Linked DNA regions of Mus musculus: region 2 is linked to region 1. Evidence: chromatin loops called from intact Hi-C (ENCODE). Cell type or tissue: heart. All regions are shown on one strand.

What was found. Peaks named below come from ENCODE experiments on the same cell type or tissue, not always from the same donor. Only the 100,000 strongest peaks of a DNase experiment are listed, where the experiment ranks them.
Region 2: a loop joins it to region 1, with 2.1 times the contacts of the local background. A loop is called at or near these places in 7 of 42 quality-filtered maps.

The regions. Positions count from the first base shown.
Region 1 is chr6:122,665,562-122,673,561 of GRCm38, forward strand. No RefSeq gene overlaps it. Among named protein-coding and RNA genes, the nearest start is that of Nanog, 38 kb to the right of the region's middle. In heart, a CTCF peak has its summit at 4,049 (motif pointing right); a DNase peak (open chromatin) is centred at 4,050; H3K4me3 peaks cover 1,014 bases; H3K27ac peaks cover 749 bases; H3K27me3 peaks cover 428 bases.
Region 2 is chr6:122,869,596-122,877,595 of GRCm38, forward strand. Necap1 (NECAP endocytosis associated 1) reads left to right here and starts at 4,962. Exons shown (of 8, transcript NM_026267.3): 1 at 4,962-5,068. The coding sequence starts at 4,974. In heart, a CTCF peak has its summit at 4,860; DNase peaks (open chromatin) are centred at 3,386 and 4,916; H3K4me3 peaks cover 1,971 bases; H3K27ac peaks cover 1,021 bases.

The sequences.
Region 1 (8,000 bases):
ATATGACCTTCTCGGTCTGTATGATGTCACCTGTACGCATGTTTTCAGAGCTGAGCGTTTGGTCCTGGACAGTGCTCTTCCCTGGGGAGGGCCGCCTCTCCTGCTCTCAGATTTCTTCAGTAGCCTGCAGTTCTTTAGGGTTAATGCTACTTTGTCATATGTGTTTGTGTCTCCCAGTTCAGTTCATGCTTAGGCACCATGTTGGTGAGACTTTATGGGTATGGTTTTAGGTTTTCATGTGATTTCTTTTCTGTTGGATTTCTGTGCAGTTAAACACTCAGTGGATTTCATCTGAACTACGGAACCCAGAAGACTCTAAGGAAATCTTCTGCCCCTTAGTTTATTTTTTGTTAGAGTCCTTATAAAATATCATCCTTGGATTTAATAACCATGTTTATTTAGAAGACAGAGAGTAACAAAACGTCTGACAGCATCAAGGACAGAAAGGGTGAACACCCATGGTCACACCCTGCCAGATGGAAAGCGTCCAAATCTGTCTGCATGGATTGGGCTTTGGCCAGAGACATTGTACAGTCCTCCTGGGTGAGCGAGGGTCCTGATCACAAAGCATCCCGGGGTTGGGTGATGTCATGGGGAAGCTTCCTGCTTATCAGAAGTTTGAGGAGTCTTCCAGACACACTGTCCCCAGGCTCTGGATCTTTTCGTCTACTAACCTCGGGCAGCGAGATGTGTCCAGAGTTATACCTTAACTAGACAGAGCTCATTAGAGCCTCTGCTGATCCCACGGATGTTTAGGTTGAAGAATGACAGGAGGAGAACAATCTGGGAGATAAGTAGCCGAGGGGTTCTGGCCTTCTACCCTACCCAGGCTGGGGGCATAGCTCACCAGTGCAACACTACCTGGCAGGTTTGAAGTCCTGAGTTCCATCCCCAACACACATACACACACACACACACACACACACACACACACACACACCACCACCACCACCAACAACAACAACAACAACAACAACAACTGCACATATGCCAAGGCAAGTCCTATTCAATACTCCATTTCTCTCCCATGAGTCCCCTAACACCCCTCTGGCCTAGCCCATTGGATCTCTCCCTCCCCCTCCCCCTCCCCCTCCTCCCCCTCCTCCTCTCCCTCCCCCTCCCTCTCTCCCTCTCCCTTTCATTCCTCTGCTCTGTGTTATGCTGTGAGTTATGAAGCTGTGCAGTTCACTATATGATGCAGTAGCACTGAAAGAAATAACCAGGGAATACAACTAACCAAAAGAGCAGACGGAGCTCAGGGTGGTGTTGTGACCCCTCGATCCCAGCACGGGGGATGTGGAAGCCAATCTGGTTTGCAGAGTGAGTTCCAAGCCAGGCTGGGCTACATAGTTAGATCCCCCCCCCTCCCCGCAGACAGGTAGCAGATCTGTACAAAATGGGGGAATTGTATATAAACTGCCTCACTAAAGGTGACTTCTATGTCTCACATGACTTCTGGACTTTCAGTGATCAGCTGACCAATATGGTTTCTTTTATCTGTAAGTCAGCCTTCTGTTAGATTATGCCCTCGCTAGCAATGCTCTGAATGTTCTCCATAGAAGGGGATACCATCTGATGTGGGCCTGCATTCCAGAGGCTTTCCACGGAGATCTCTGGCCAGGACTGGTGCTTGGGTTCTGGCGAAGTGAAGCGAGTGCGACTCTGAGCCGCTTTGCACTGAGTCGGGTCGGAGTGGAATCCCCGGGGTTCCAGACCTTTGCTCGACTGAAGCTGTCTGTGCGCAGCCCACTACCCCACAATCTGAGATGCTCTTTCCAGCCCACACAGTTCTCAGATGACTTCCCCGTGAACCCTGTGAACTATGGTATTGCTCTGTGAGAACGCAACAGAACGCCAGCTGCAAGCCAAGCCTTATAACAGGAAATCCCCATGCGTGTACCCTGTGATGGAGCCTTTGGCTGTTAACCCATCCCAAGTGCTTGTCCAGTTCCTCCACATGGGCTGAACATTCAAATGACCTCTCCCCTCCTGATCCCACAAGAGCCGGAAGGCAGAGCACCTAAAAACATGCTTGCCCTTCACCCGCAGCCCATAGGTGCCGGAAGAGAAAAAGGCAGCTGCCGGTGTGCAACCTTTGCCAGCATCACACGGAAGTGGCTCCCAAACAAAGAACAAGCAAGTCCGCTGAGCCCACAACTGTGGGTGCCCCTGAAGAAGACCATCACGCCCACCTCCGCTGCCCGTAATTGCTTCCACAGGAGTTCAAGTGTTTGCTTATGCACGTGTCAGGATGCCTGTTGAACTCCTGGAAGCACTCAGGACCTCTTGGAGTACAGCAGAACTAGGTACTTGGTAGAAGAGGATGAGGGGGATGCCTATGGCAGCCTATGGTTGCCTATAGCAACAGCGGTTCCAGCTGGAGCTAGATGGATGCTAACAGAGCTGGCTAGCCTCCTGCCTCTTTCCTTCACCACACTACCCAAACAAAAGCCAGGACAAGAAGAGATATCTGTGGCCTTCCACTGCAGCAGAACACATTCCAAGTCCCTAGTGCCTGTCAGTATTAAGGTGAGGCCTCAACCTCAGTCTGCTACCAAGATGAGCAGCAGAGGCTAAACTGCTTTCTCTGCTTAGGATCATTCAAGGAGGCTGACATAGCTGAAGAAAACACAACTTTATGCTGTGGGCCACTCCATACTCAGTCTCCAACCATCAGCTACATCCACTGCTTTGGTTTCTACCCTGGAAACAGGACTCTGGTGAACTTTGGGAGCTCATACAAGACTATTAGGTCAAAGGTTTAAACCAATAGAAGGTCTTTATTAACCTCAGGCTACTACACTGGGTGTCCAAGACCCCACTGTATCCCCAAGTCTCTCTCAGGATGCGCTTTTAAGCTCTAAACCATGTTCTGGGTTGACATACTTCAGTTAGCCAAAAGCAGAACTACAGAAGCCAAAAGAAACAGAGTTAATAAATTTAGAGACATTCCCAGAACTATAGACTTTGATGGTGAGGTCTTTGTTTTAGTTTTGGTGGGTGGTACTGTCAACATGCTGAGTCTTATGGCCTGAATGGCACTTCCTTCATGGCGTCAGTTGTGCTAAGGTCTGGAGGCCTGTTACACATAGCCTCACTGCGTTACCAGTTCACCGTCTCTGCTTTGTGCTTGCAGTTGAAGATGTGAGCTCTCAGCTTCCTGCCCAGGCCGCCATACCTGCAGCTTGCTGCCGTGCTCCCTTGACACAATGGGTTCTGTGCCTCTGGTTCTACCATTCTGTTCATAGGTAGCTTTTGGTCGTGGTATTTTATCAGGACAACAAGAAAGCAGCAAATAGAGTAGGTTTAAGGCAGGAGGTGAGAGCTGATGGGGGGGGGGCGGGGGCGGGGGGGGTCTGGGTCAAAGTAGGAATGGATCAGGGTAGATGTGTAAGAACTGGGGAAACAGGGTTTGCTCTGGCCCAGGGGTTCAGGTGAGTGGGACCCCAGTCTGGAGAATGGGTGCCACTCGCATACTCCCATTGCCATGATACTCTGCCTCAGCTCAGGTCCAGTGTAATGGTTCAGCCAGCCCTGCATCTGAAACCATAAGCCAAGTAACTCCTCTTTCCAATCATTTTTCTTGAGCACTTGTCACCGGGACAAGCTGGCTCATTGACTCGGATTTTACATTGTTGAAATCTTTTCAGTTGTGTGTGGGGTAGGCCATGTGTGCCTTGGTGCACATGTGCAGGTCAGAACAACTTGGGTGAGAGTCTGCTTCCTTTTTCTGCTCTGTATGGGTTGTAGGGATAGAATTCAAGTTTCGCATTTGAATTCTATGGTTTAGCACTTAAACATCAAAACCTTTCCCAGAACGTCACACTTCAATGCCATTGAGGAAGGTGTCTGTAACGCTGTGTGTGTGTTGTTAGTTAAACACATCATAAGATGAAGGAAAGCTGGGAGTGTCCTTAACACAGCAGCGAGCAGCAAAAGCTACTTTCTCCTCAAGCCTGGAGGAGTCTGGTCCGACAGTCCACCAACAGGGGGCGTTATTTCCCAGCCCTCGTGAAGCGTTGAACTGTCCTGGTGAGAAGGGTGATGTGCAGTTCCTTGTCTCAGCAGCAGATGGAGCCATAGGGACGAGAACAAGTTCCTAGGTGAAGGAAGGAGTGGGGGGAGACGAAGCGGAAGAAGCTGAAGTGCATCTTGGTCGGTCAAATTTTTCTTATTGATGAAAAAGATGATTAAAGGACACTGTGAATTTGAGACTATTCTGAACTACGTAGCAAGTTCCAGGACAGCCAGTGTTACAAATCAAGACCCGATTTTGGAAGAAGATGGGGGCTGGGGAAGGCGCCATGTTCCCCCCCCCACCCCCCACCCCCAGCTCCCATCTCATCTGTTGCTACATTTACTAGACTGCCAAGAATTTTCTCTCTCAGAAATTAAAAAAATAGTAAAGAAATAAAGAAAAAAGCCAGGCATGATGGTTCACTCTCATAATCCCATAATTCCATTACGTAAGAGAATCTCTCTACCAACCTGAGCTACAGAATGACTCCCGCTAACCCCCCTCCCCGCCCGCAAGCCCGAGCTAGTGTGAAACCCTGCCACAGGGGGGTGGGGGTGGGGCATACATATGCAATTTAAAAACAAACATACAAACAAACAAAAAACAGCTTTCCGGTTTTTTGCCACGCGCAACCTCACATTTATTTATCTCTTCTAACCCTAGTACCAGAGAAGCCGTTTCGGTGGTCAATCAGGATAAAGGAACATTGTGGGAATCAGAGTGACAAACAGGCCTAGCTGAGAAAGTACCATTCAACCCTAGGATCAGTGGCTGGCAGCCAGGCCAGTTTCCCTGGGCACATTCTGCCTTTGTTGATAGAGGCGAGGGGCTTCTGTGTGGCCTGTGAGGGTAAAGCTGACGGAGGGAGCACCGGAAACCTCCTACAACCTGAGCTAAGCACTACAACCTGAGCTAAGCACGGTGGGCTGGAGCGTGGTTCGGGGCACTCAAAGTTGCTCCTGCAGGGGACACGGCAGCTCACAACCTCTGTAACTCAGTCCCAGAGGATCCAGCGTCCTCTTCCAGCCTCAGCCATCACTAGGCATGCACAGGGTGCTCACACATAACATGCTGACAAAGCACCATTACACATAAAATAACAAAACATACTTAGAAAGTCATTTTAAAGAAACCGTTTTAAAGGTGTTTGTTTGTTTGTTTTTGTTTTGACGCAAGGCCTCACTCACTTTATAGCCCAAACTGAACTGCCTTGAACTCCAAATGTAACCCAGGATAGCCCCTCTGTCTGTCTCTATTCCCTAAGACACAATTTTTTGAGAGTCTACAATAAATATTGAAACTGCATGACTTAAGTGTTCCGAGAGTTTAATATTTTTCTATCTTTTGATGGACTAGGTTGATCTTAGTTCTTTGCTATAGTGAATAAAGTTCAATAAACAGGCGTACAAATATCTCTATGGCAGGGCACCGAGTTCTCTGGATATATGCCCGGGAAGGAAATAATTGGATCATGTGTAGTTCTATTTTTATTTTTTTGAGAAGTCTCCAAATCAATTTCCCAATATCTGTATTCATATTTATTTATCTATTTATTTATTTATTTATTTGAGACACAGTCTCTCTACAGTTCTGACTGTAGACCAGGCTGATCTCACAGATATCCACCTGCCTTTGCCTCCCAAATGCTGAGATTAAAGGCATGTACCACCACCCCCGCTTAGCTCTTTCTTTTTGCATGTCTCCAATGGGTTTTTGTTTTTTGTTGTTTTTTTTTTTTTTGTCAGATTTGTTGATGAGAGCCATTCTGAGGGGGGGTGAGGAGGTATCTTAAAATACTTTTAATCTGACTATCGATATTGAAGACTTTTTTTTTTTAAATAGTTTCATTCCCTTGGTATTTAATTTCTGCAATCCTTCATACATTTTGGCTATCAGCCCCTTGTCTGAAGTGCCGCTGGTAGATTTCGTCCCATTCTGTGGGCTGCCTGTTAATTCTGCTGATGGCTTCCTTTGCTATACAGAAACGTACATGTCCATGTAGTCCCATGTTGACACTGTCTGTTTGTAAGGCTGGAGCAGAACTTGCTTTGATCTGCCTTTGCCTGTAACGCCTGAGGTACCAGGGGTGTATGACTACACAGGCTCGGGCCTTTCTAATTGGGGCATTAACCCCAGTTGTGAGAATGGAGCCCACATGACTTCAACCCCTCCTAAGGACACTCGCGACACCGTCGCCTCCAAGGGGGAGGGTTTCATCAGATGAGTTTTGAGAACGATCAGATATTCCAACCATGACAAGTGTCATGGAGGCTGAACAAGAAAACCTGAAATCTTAGTATTTGTGAGGATGAAGCAGGATGAACCCAAGTTCAAATCTAGCCTAGGCAACTTAGTTGAAAGCCTGTTTAAAAAAAAAAAAAAGCAAAGAGGTGGGGAGTGCTGGTGTACCATTTAACCCCAGCACTTAGGAGGCAGAGGCAAGTGTTTCTCTGTGAGTTCAAGACCAGCTTGAACTACATAGAGAGTTCAGGTTTTGTTTTTTTTTAAAAGATTTATTTATTATATGTAAGTACACTGTAGCTATTTCAGACACCCCAGAAGAGGGCATCAGATCTCATTATGGATGGTTGTGAGCCACCATGTGGTTGGATTTGAACTCTGGACCTTCGGAAGAGCAGTCAGTGCTCTTAACTGCTAAGCCATCTCTCCAGCCCGAGTTCAGGGTTATATAGTGAGATTCTGTCTAAAAAAACAAAGAATAGCTGGGCGTGATGGCGCACACCTTTAATCTCAGCACTCGGGAGGCAGCGGCAGGCAGATTTCTGAGTTTGAGGCCAGCCTGGTCTACAAAGTAAGTTCCAGAACAGCCAGGGCTGTACAAGAGAAACCCTGTCTCAAAAAAACAAAACAAAACAAAACAAAACAAAATAATAATAAAACCCAAACAAACAGAGAATAACAACAACAACAACAACCCCTCCCGTAGTAAAAAAAAAAAAAAAAAAAAAAAAATCCCATATACTTGTAAGGTGGGTCATATTATAGCAAGATTTTTCAATGAGTAAGCTTTTTCATTTATGTGGTTATACTAAATAGTTTGTGTGTTATAAATAAACAAACAAAAACTAGGGCATACAGAACTCTGCAGCTCCCAAAATATGCCCGTGGACAAAGCTTTATAGGTCATTTTAATAACACTGGGACTTTATAAGTAAGGCAACATTAGTTTCACAGGGACATGTGACAGCAATGATTATCATCTCAGGCCTAGCAAGGATTAATTAATAATGTCTTAATGCTTCTGATGGGAAGTACGCTGGTCAGGAGGCTTTCTGGGAAGATAATTGGAACCATGGAAAGAAAAGCAAAAGCCAACATCCTCTGTCTCGGCTCTCTAGGGTGCTGTGCTGGGGGCGGGGCTGTGGCTTGATAACAGAGAGCGTTCTTGAGGTCCCAGCACTGCAGACTCCTGTTTAAACACAGGCGTGTCTTGAGTACCAGGTATACTAGACGCCAGTTGTTCTATTTTGTTTGACACGGTCTTGTGTAGCCCAGGCTGATTTATAATCCTCTTCCTCAGCATCCCCACGTACTTACAAGCCTGTGCCAGCACGCCCAGCTAGACTACATATAGTTTTCCGTGTGTACTGTACTGTGTGTGCCATGGTCATTGTTGACTGGGGAAGAGGCTGCAATCTGACAAAACCCAATGTCCAGAAAGTGCTACGTGCACATGGAAAAGCCTCCTAACAGGCAAATGCTTTAATTTTCTTTTTTTCTTTTCTTTTTTTTTTTTTTAAGATTTATTTATTATATGTGTATACACTCTAGCTGTCTTCAGATACTCCAGAAGAGGGCATCAGATTTTTGTTACGGATGGTTGTGAGCCACCATGTGGTTGCTGGGATTTGAACTCAGGACCTTTGGAAGAGCAGTCGGTGCTCTTAACCGCTGAGCCATCTCACCAGCCCTAAATTTCTATTATCATCACCAGCACTGGAGTTTTCCGTGGAGTCCTTGA
Region 2 (8,000 bases), 200 kb after region 1:
AAACTCTATTGTAGGACTGGCATGATAGCTCAGTGCGTAAGGGCACTTGCTGCCAAGTCTGACAAATTGAGTTTGATTCCCAGAACCCACATGGAGAAATGAAAGAAGTAATTCCCCGCAAGTTATCCTCTGACCTCTGAACGTAAGGCCCAGAACACACATACGCATGTGGGCACACACACGCATAAATAAATGTAGTAAGAACATTTAAAAGAATTTTCCTGATAATCAAAGCTCTGAACCACAGCGCGCAAGACTGTTCACGCAGCAAGCATTACTCTGGAAAGACATATTTTCTTAATGACGCACCCTTACTCCGACTCCACCAGTTTCATGGCATAGTAAGGAATGGCTACAGTTGGTGTGAAAAGCAAACGCTAGGCTTAGTGCCTTACTCTTCTAATTGCAGCTAGCGCTTGAGACATGCCTCACATTTTTGTTATGGGGATTCTTTGAGGGTGAATCACAGCCTCAAGCCTCCTGGGTCTGAATCATCCTTTGCAGTCGCTGCAGCAGAGCAAGAGGACAGGTTTCCCTGAAATCGTCAGGAAACGGAATCCTAACTTCTCATTTTCAACTTTAAGCCAGTGTCCCCAACTGAGACCGAGTCTTCGGCTTTTTAATGACCTGATCTCGTTTTCTCCACATAGGCAAAGATGGGTTTGACTCAAAGGACTGGGACTCAAAGTCATTTTGAGCTCCTGGCTAAATACTTGTCAGGTCCCATGTGCTGCTCAGGATGTTGAGAATAGCAAACAAACAAATTACTCCTCAGATTTAGAGATTATCAACTGAGAGTTGCAGGCTGGGCTAGTTTAACCTGACTCAGTAACTACAGCACAATATTCGTGTGTAAGGAGTAAGAGTGGCTACACTTAGGTCAATGGGTGACACTCTCCACTGTTTAATTTACATTACATGGACCTATGCTAGGGCTGATGTCATGTTTCCTACATGTACTTGTTGAATTGTTCATTTGTTTAATTTTAGTGTGTGTGTGTGTGTGAGATGACCTGTGTGGGAAGGTCAAAGGACAGCTTTCAAGAGTTGCTTCTCTCTTTCTACCTTTTTGAGGCAGGGTCTCTCTTGTTTCGGCTGTGCTGTGAAGCACAGGGCTGGCTGTCATTGTCTGCAGCTGTCTACTGTGGGCTCTAAGGGTCGAACTTAGGTCATTGGACTTGCATGGCAGGTGAGGTATCCACTCATCCATCTTGCAGGTCCAGGTTTCTACTAAAAGTATTTTGAATTATACATCTAGTACATGTATACCGTAAAGATCCTGTGCAGACATGCTTAAAGAGGAGTTAAGTTTCGTTTTCATGGTCTCTTTTCAAATGCGTTTCCCAATTGGTTACAGACGCTGGCTGTGTGTCCCCTTCTAAGTTTTCTATGTGTAGCTAAGTCTACACATAGAATGTTGTGTTGGTTAATGTGACTGCCAACTTCAGAGGATCCGACAACACCTTGGAAAAAGACTCTACACTTTTTATACTTGAGAAATAACTTTTGGCTTATTTTACATGAAAAGTTTATGTACACGATTCTGTAACTAGCATCTTGTGTGCTGCCCAGATGGTATAGTGCCATGTGGTGAAAAATATTACTTCAAAAATTATGAGACAAGTCAGGTGTGGTGGCACATGCCTTTGATCCCAGCAATCAGGAAGCAGAGGCAGATGGATCTCTGAGAATCCTGTGTGAGGCCAGTTTATTAAAAATGGTTTATTTTTATCTTATGAGCTTTGGTGTTTTGCCTGCATGTGTGTCTGTGTGAGGGTGTTGGATCCCCTGGAATTGGGTTACAGACAGCTGTGAACTGCCATGTGGGTGGTGGGAATTGAACCTGGGTCTATCTGGAAAAGTAGCTCTTAACTGCTTAGCCATCTCTCCAGCCTCAAGAGTTAGGGATATTATACCCTAATAAATACCATTGATAATGTTGTTCTGGACAAAGGTGTAAGGCAGAATTTATAAACTTGTTAAAAATAACTTTTTATGTGTGGGTAAAGATGATTGAAAAAGTAAATAAATATGTGACTCATTTTCATGGTTACATTGCATTAAAAGTAATCACAGTTTGAAATGGGCAAGGTGACATCATTTCCAAGAAAAGTGTTTTCCTACAACGTGGCTAAATCACATACACGTGGGAAGTCACACAGAAGAGAGATTTTTTTTTTTCAGCAGCTAATCTGAACCTGTGAGCTATGTAAGCTACTTGTCCTCCAGTGGTGGGTAGAAGTGAATTCTAGTTAAGGCACCCTAACATCCCCCCATTCCCCAATCAGGCAGGTGTTCACTACATAGCCCAGGCCGGCCTTAAACTCATCAAGTTCTGCTGGCCTGGGCTTCCTGGGTGCTGGGATTAATGTCACAGTCAAGGCATTATTAATTATTTTGATTGAGATTTGAACAAATGCTAACCAGGTCGTAATGATAATATAATACAAATATATCTACAGTTCTTACGATATACTAGAAATTGTGCTGAAGACCAGTGATACGGGGGCAACTGGGAACTCCTTTAGGGTACCTCATAATATAAGAATTTAAGGGCTGACTCAGATGGAAGCACAGGACGGTATTATTGGTTTAAAAGAAAAACATCCGACCAGGGGAGCTGTAGAACCTCAGCTGATGCTCAAAGGGGAATAAAGGAGGAAAGAAGGGAAGAGCCAAGCCATGCCACATAACCTGGGTTTGGTTCTAAGCATCATCATCTGTAACTCCACCTTGAGGAAATCCAGTGCTTTCCTCTGGTCTCTGTGGTACCCATAGACAAGCACTCGTACATTAAAAAGAAACAAGCAAGCAAACAGAAGATGAGGAACAAATCCCAGAGACAGTGATATTTAAATTAGACTTCAAGATCTTACTAAGGAGTAAGTGAGAAACATATGTGGACATACATGTTCAGAAGTAGAACTAAATATGGAGGTGAGTGTGCTTGCACCTGTAATAGCACTTAGGAAGCAGAAACAGGAGAAGCCTGGCCAAGAGAATGGGATGCTGCCACAAACAAACCACCACCAGGAAAATTAGGATAATATGGCCATCTAAATCAGAGAGGACACTGTAAGACCATGGAAAATGGTGTGCTGCACGTGTAGAAGAGGCCAGTGTGTATTTCCTCATTATTTTGCTAATATCCCGTATTATGTTTGTTGGTTTTAAAATACTAAACAAACTACAAATTCTTGGAGTAAGCTGCAGGTGGTTATCGTATATCATACCTTACATGTGGCAAGAAGGAGTGTAAGATTAGGGAGAGTTAACTATGTGAAACCAGAAGTCTCTAGGATGACCAGATTTGGGGAGAAAAAAATACATAGCACTTGAAAGGTGAACCAGGGGCTGGGGCCTCAGTAAGGGATTGTCAGCACTGCTGATCCAGAAAGAGGAAACGAAAGAGTTCAATGCGGTATAGTAACATGACCGAGGCTTCCGTTGAGATCATAGGTTTAGAAATAGGAAACCAGTAAAAGACCATTTTTTCTGTCTGTTTTCTTTTTTATGTCTCCATCCACAGTGTATGTATTCTCTTTATAACATGTGTTGGAGAAGTATATGATAGAAAAAAAAGTTTTTGGTTGGGGATGTAGCTAAATTGATAGAATGCTTGCCTAGTTCTCACAAAACCCTGGATGTGATCCAAAACACTGAAAAAAAGAAAAGAAAAGAGTGTGGTGACACATGCCTGTAATTCCAGTACTATGGTGGCAGGAGGATTACAAGTTCAAAGTCATTCTTTAGTACATAATGAGATGAGGGCCAGCCTGGACTACATTGAAACTCTGTCTCCAAATAAACAGACATGAACAAACAAAAAGCTAGTGGAACTGTTAAAGGCTACACCCACTTAATATTTGGAGAGTTCTGCTAAATGTCCCTTCAAAGCAGCGTTGGATCAATTTATAGTCCTGGCAACCGTAGCCAGTCTCTACATCCTTACCAGCCAATTAAAGTCTAATTCTTTTTTTTTTTTTTTTTTAAAGATTTATTTATTGGTTATATGTAAGTACACTGTAGCTGTCTTCAAACACTCCAGAAGAGGGAGTCAGATCTCGTTATGGATGGTTGTGAGCCACCATGTGGTTGCTGGGATTTGAACTCCAGACCTTTGGAAGAGCAGTCAGGTGCTCTTACCCACTGAGCCATCTCACCAACCCTAAAGTCTAATTCTTGTTGAACTGGCTTTGCTAGGCAAAGCAGACCAATCAGAAGTAAAAGTCAACCAGTCGATAGAATGCAATGAAAGAGGCTGCTACTGGTGTTTTGGGGGGGACAAGATAAGATCAGACTTGGTTTTGCCACTTGAAGTCAGTGCCATCTAAAACATTTCTAAGTTACACTGTTGTAAGCTTACATTTATTTGCGAGTGCACAAAGAACATATTTGTGGATAGAGCTGTTTAGTACTCATCGTGATGTGTAGCCAGCTGGGCTACTCATGCTGAGGGATGCTAGATAGCATTTAGCACTGTAATCAGTCATTTTAATATGGAGAAGTCACCAACAAAACCTACAAAATTGCAAAAAAACAAAACAACCCCATGGTAGCACTTAATAGATTATGCATTGGACACTTGCTTATGAGAACAGAATGAGAAAGCAGAGATTCATTTTGTCCAACCTCTGTTTTGTTTTCGTATATTCAGTGACTTTTTTTTTTTTTTTTTCTGGTTACCGTTTGAAGGTAGGTAAAAGAGAACTGAATTCTTATTTTTAATTTTTCGCTGGGGAAAGAGCCCAACCCGAGGCCTTGGCAGGCAAGTGCTCTACCACTGAGCCTGTCTTTGCCGTTACTCAAGATGGCGAGCCAGGCGCATCAGCGTTTCCAGATTGTAACAGGTTTTGCGCCGCCTAGAGGTTAACCTCGAAGCTGTACCCGAGCGGAAGTGACGCGAAGGAAGCCGTCGGCGTCTCAGCCCGCCCCCACCCGTGCCCCGCCCCCGCGGCGCTAGCGGAGCCAAGATGGCGGCAGAGCTGGAATATGAGTCCGTGCTGTGTGTGAAGCCCGACGTCAGCGTCTACCGGATTCCGCCGCGGGCCTCCAACCGCGGTTACAGGTACCCAGGGGGATTTGCAGCCGGCGCCCGCCGGGGTGACGGTTGTGTCCTTGGGCAGCAGCCATCGGCTCGAGCCGCTGCCGCCGTAGTTAGCCTGCCACCCGGGCTGCCGGCGGCTCCGTCTACTTTTCTGTTTTGCTGGAACTCTGATTTTGTTTTCTTTTCTTCCTGCCGTCATGCGTCTTTCCACCTCTCCTCCCCATCCCTCCCCCTGAGACATCGTCTGCTCCTCGTCATCCGCAATCCATTCATGCCTGCTCCATCTGTTACTCTTGCTGCGACCTTTGGCTTGTAATCCTCCACGCGCGCGTCCGCACACGCACACGGCACGCTCCCCCCCCTCCCCCCGCGCTTCTGATCCCGCCTGACACTTGTCCGGAATGGTAGTTTTGCTGTCCACTGTTTAGATGATCTATTTTAATTGATACTGTTGTCATTCTCGCCAAGTGTCATCATCCTTTAGTTTTTTTTTTTTTTTGGGGGGGGGGGGCGCAGTAGGCACACGTTAAGATCTTGTATTCCAGTGATGAGCTATTGCGTGTTTTCATTTTGTTTGTGTGTGTGTACCCCTCCCCCCCACACATTGATTATGTAGGGATTTCTGCCTTCCTATCAATCCAGTCACCTCTCTTAGAGCTTTCCCAGAGTCAGTGCAGCATTTTTTTTTTTTTTTTTTTTTTTTTTCCTCTTGTAAGGCCTGACAACCTTGTAATCCAGTGATTGAGGTTTTGGGCTGTTGTAGGATGTTAAGGAGTTCAAAGAGAATTCGCTGGGATTTGTGTTGAAAACTCTTTAGGTCTGAGCCCTCGACACTAAATAGCTGTGTAATTTATGAGCCAATCAATGTTTTTCTTCCCCAGGCCTTAAGGGTTCTCATTTGTAAAACAGGAGAAGTAGCGTGAGAAGACTGTGCACGTCTTGTGTACCTCACAGGTTTTTATTTGTTTTAGAGGTATGTGTATGGGTGTTTTGTCTGTCTGTATGAGTGGGTATGCCTTGTGCTCACAGAGGTCAGAGTGATGTTGTGAGACATCAGATCTCCAGGAACTGGAGTCACTGATGTTGGTGAACCATCATCTGGGTGCTGGCAACTGAACCCCTGTCTTCTGCAGGAGCAACAAGTGTTCTTAACTACTGAGCCATTTCCCCAACCCCTTCACAGGTTTTTTTTTGAGAGTTAAATAAAAGAGTATAGGGTAACTAAATCGTTATAAAAATACAGTACTAGTAGTATCCCTTTTCTGACCTACATACCTTCATGGTTTTTCTCTTGCTGGAAAGTTACCTTCTCCACATCTCCATTTTGCTTCCTAACCAGAGGGTCATTCATCATTGATGAGTTGTTTTGTACAGACCTGTGCAGTGGGCCCTACGAGTTGTATATCTTTTGGTAAAGGAGTTGCCACTCAGATCTCACATTGACCATGACTGAAACTCAGCATGATGGTAGTCACAGGTACCACGTTATGATTTAGCTTACACATTGCTCTACCTGAGTCTTTGGTTCAGGCCAGCTCTCTGCGGACTTCCATAGCACTTTATGTTCATCTCTATCTCTGCTTTACTGTCCAGTCTTCTGAGCTCCAGGGTGGAATGAATAGCCTGAAGTCTTGTTAAACTGTATCTGTGGGGACTGGAAGGACCAGCATAGTGTCTTGCACCTAGTAGGCACTCAGCAAATGCTCACTGGAAAAAGAAATTGGAGCCCATCTCAGGTAAAGTGCTTACTGTGAGGGCTGAAAAACCAGCATCTGATCTCCCAAATCCATGTGACTTTACACATTGTCTTCTGCCTGCCACATATGTGTTAGGGCATGGCTCACACACATATACATACATGGATAATACATTTAAAAAGAAGATATTGGATTATCCAACTAACCCAATCACATAAGCTAGCAATGGCTGAACTGCTAAGTAAAGGAGTCTCTCTAGGGGCTAAGGTACATTGAAGTCTTCTGTTTTTCTTTGACTTCAAGCCTCCCCGCCTCTGTCTACAGTCTCATTTATTTCATACCCTTTATCCTCTTATCAGGTCACTGCAGCATCCCATTAAAGCAGTTTCTTAATTTTTTTGTTTCCTATGCTTATTTTGATATTTCTTACTATCCAAGGGGCATCCTGTCGTTACTCACTCTTTCAGAATAGTGACTGAAAAGTAAAAAATGAAGTTTGCAGCTGCGAGTGGTGACACATACCTCTGATCTCAGCACGTGAGAGATGGAGGTATATGCGGATCAGGAGTGTAAGGCTATCCTTGGCTACAGGAGGCTCTATCTGAACCTCTGAAACAAGAACTGGACTGCAGAGGTGGCTCAATGGTTAAGAGCACTGCTGCTCTTTGTAGAGGGCCTAGGTTCCATTCTCAGCACATACAGTGGGAGGTTCAAAACTGCTGTAACCCCAGTTCCAGGGGATCTGATACTGTCTGGCCTTGACAATCACCTGTGTACACATGCATAAATAAAAAAAAAGAAAAGAAAAGAAAACCTTTGCCCTTCCCCCTAATAACATAAAAGCAAATACGTTTAACCTTTTATTTTGTAGGAAAGTCACTTCTTGAACTTTAATCTTCTCATCTTCAGAAATAAACATTGATTCTTAGCATGCAAGATACATTCACCTGGTTAGGTAAATGAAAACGTGTGAGGTTTTATGCATGTTTACACAGGGTCTCACAGTAGAGCCCCGTGGCTCCAAACTCCTGGAGATGTGCTGCCCAACTGTTGGGACTCAATGTTTTCACTACCACACCTGGCCAGTGAGGTTAGGTTTTAGTGTTGTTTGGAGACCAGCAAATTCAAGAATTCTTTAGACTTGGTTTTGGAGAGGGATTAAGGATCAAGGATGAAGGAAACTGCTGCCATGTATCATTTATTGAAAATTTGTTTATTTAAGGACACTACATACACAAGATAAAAATGATGAGATA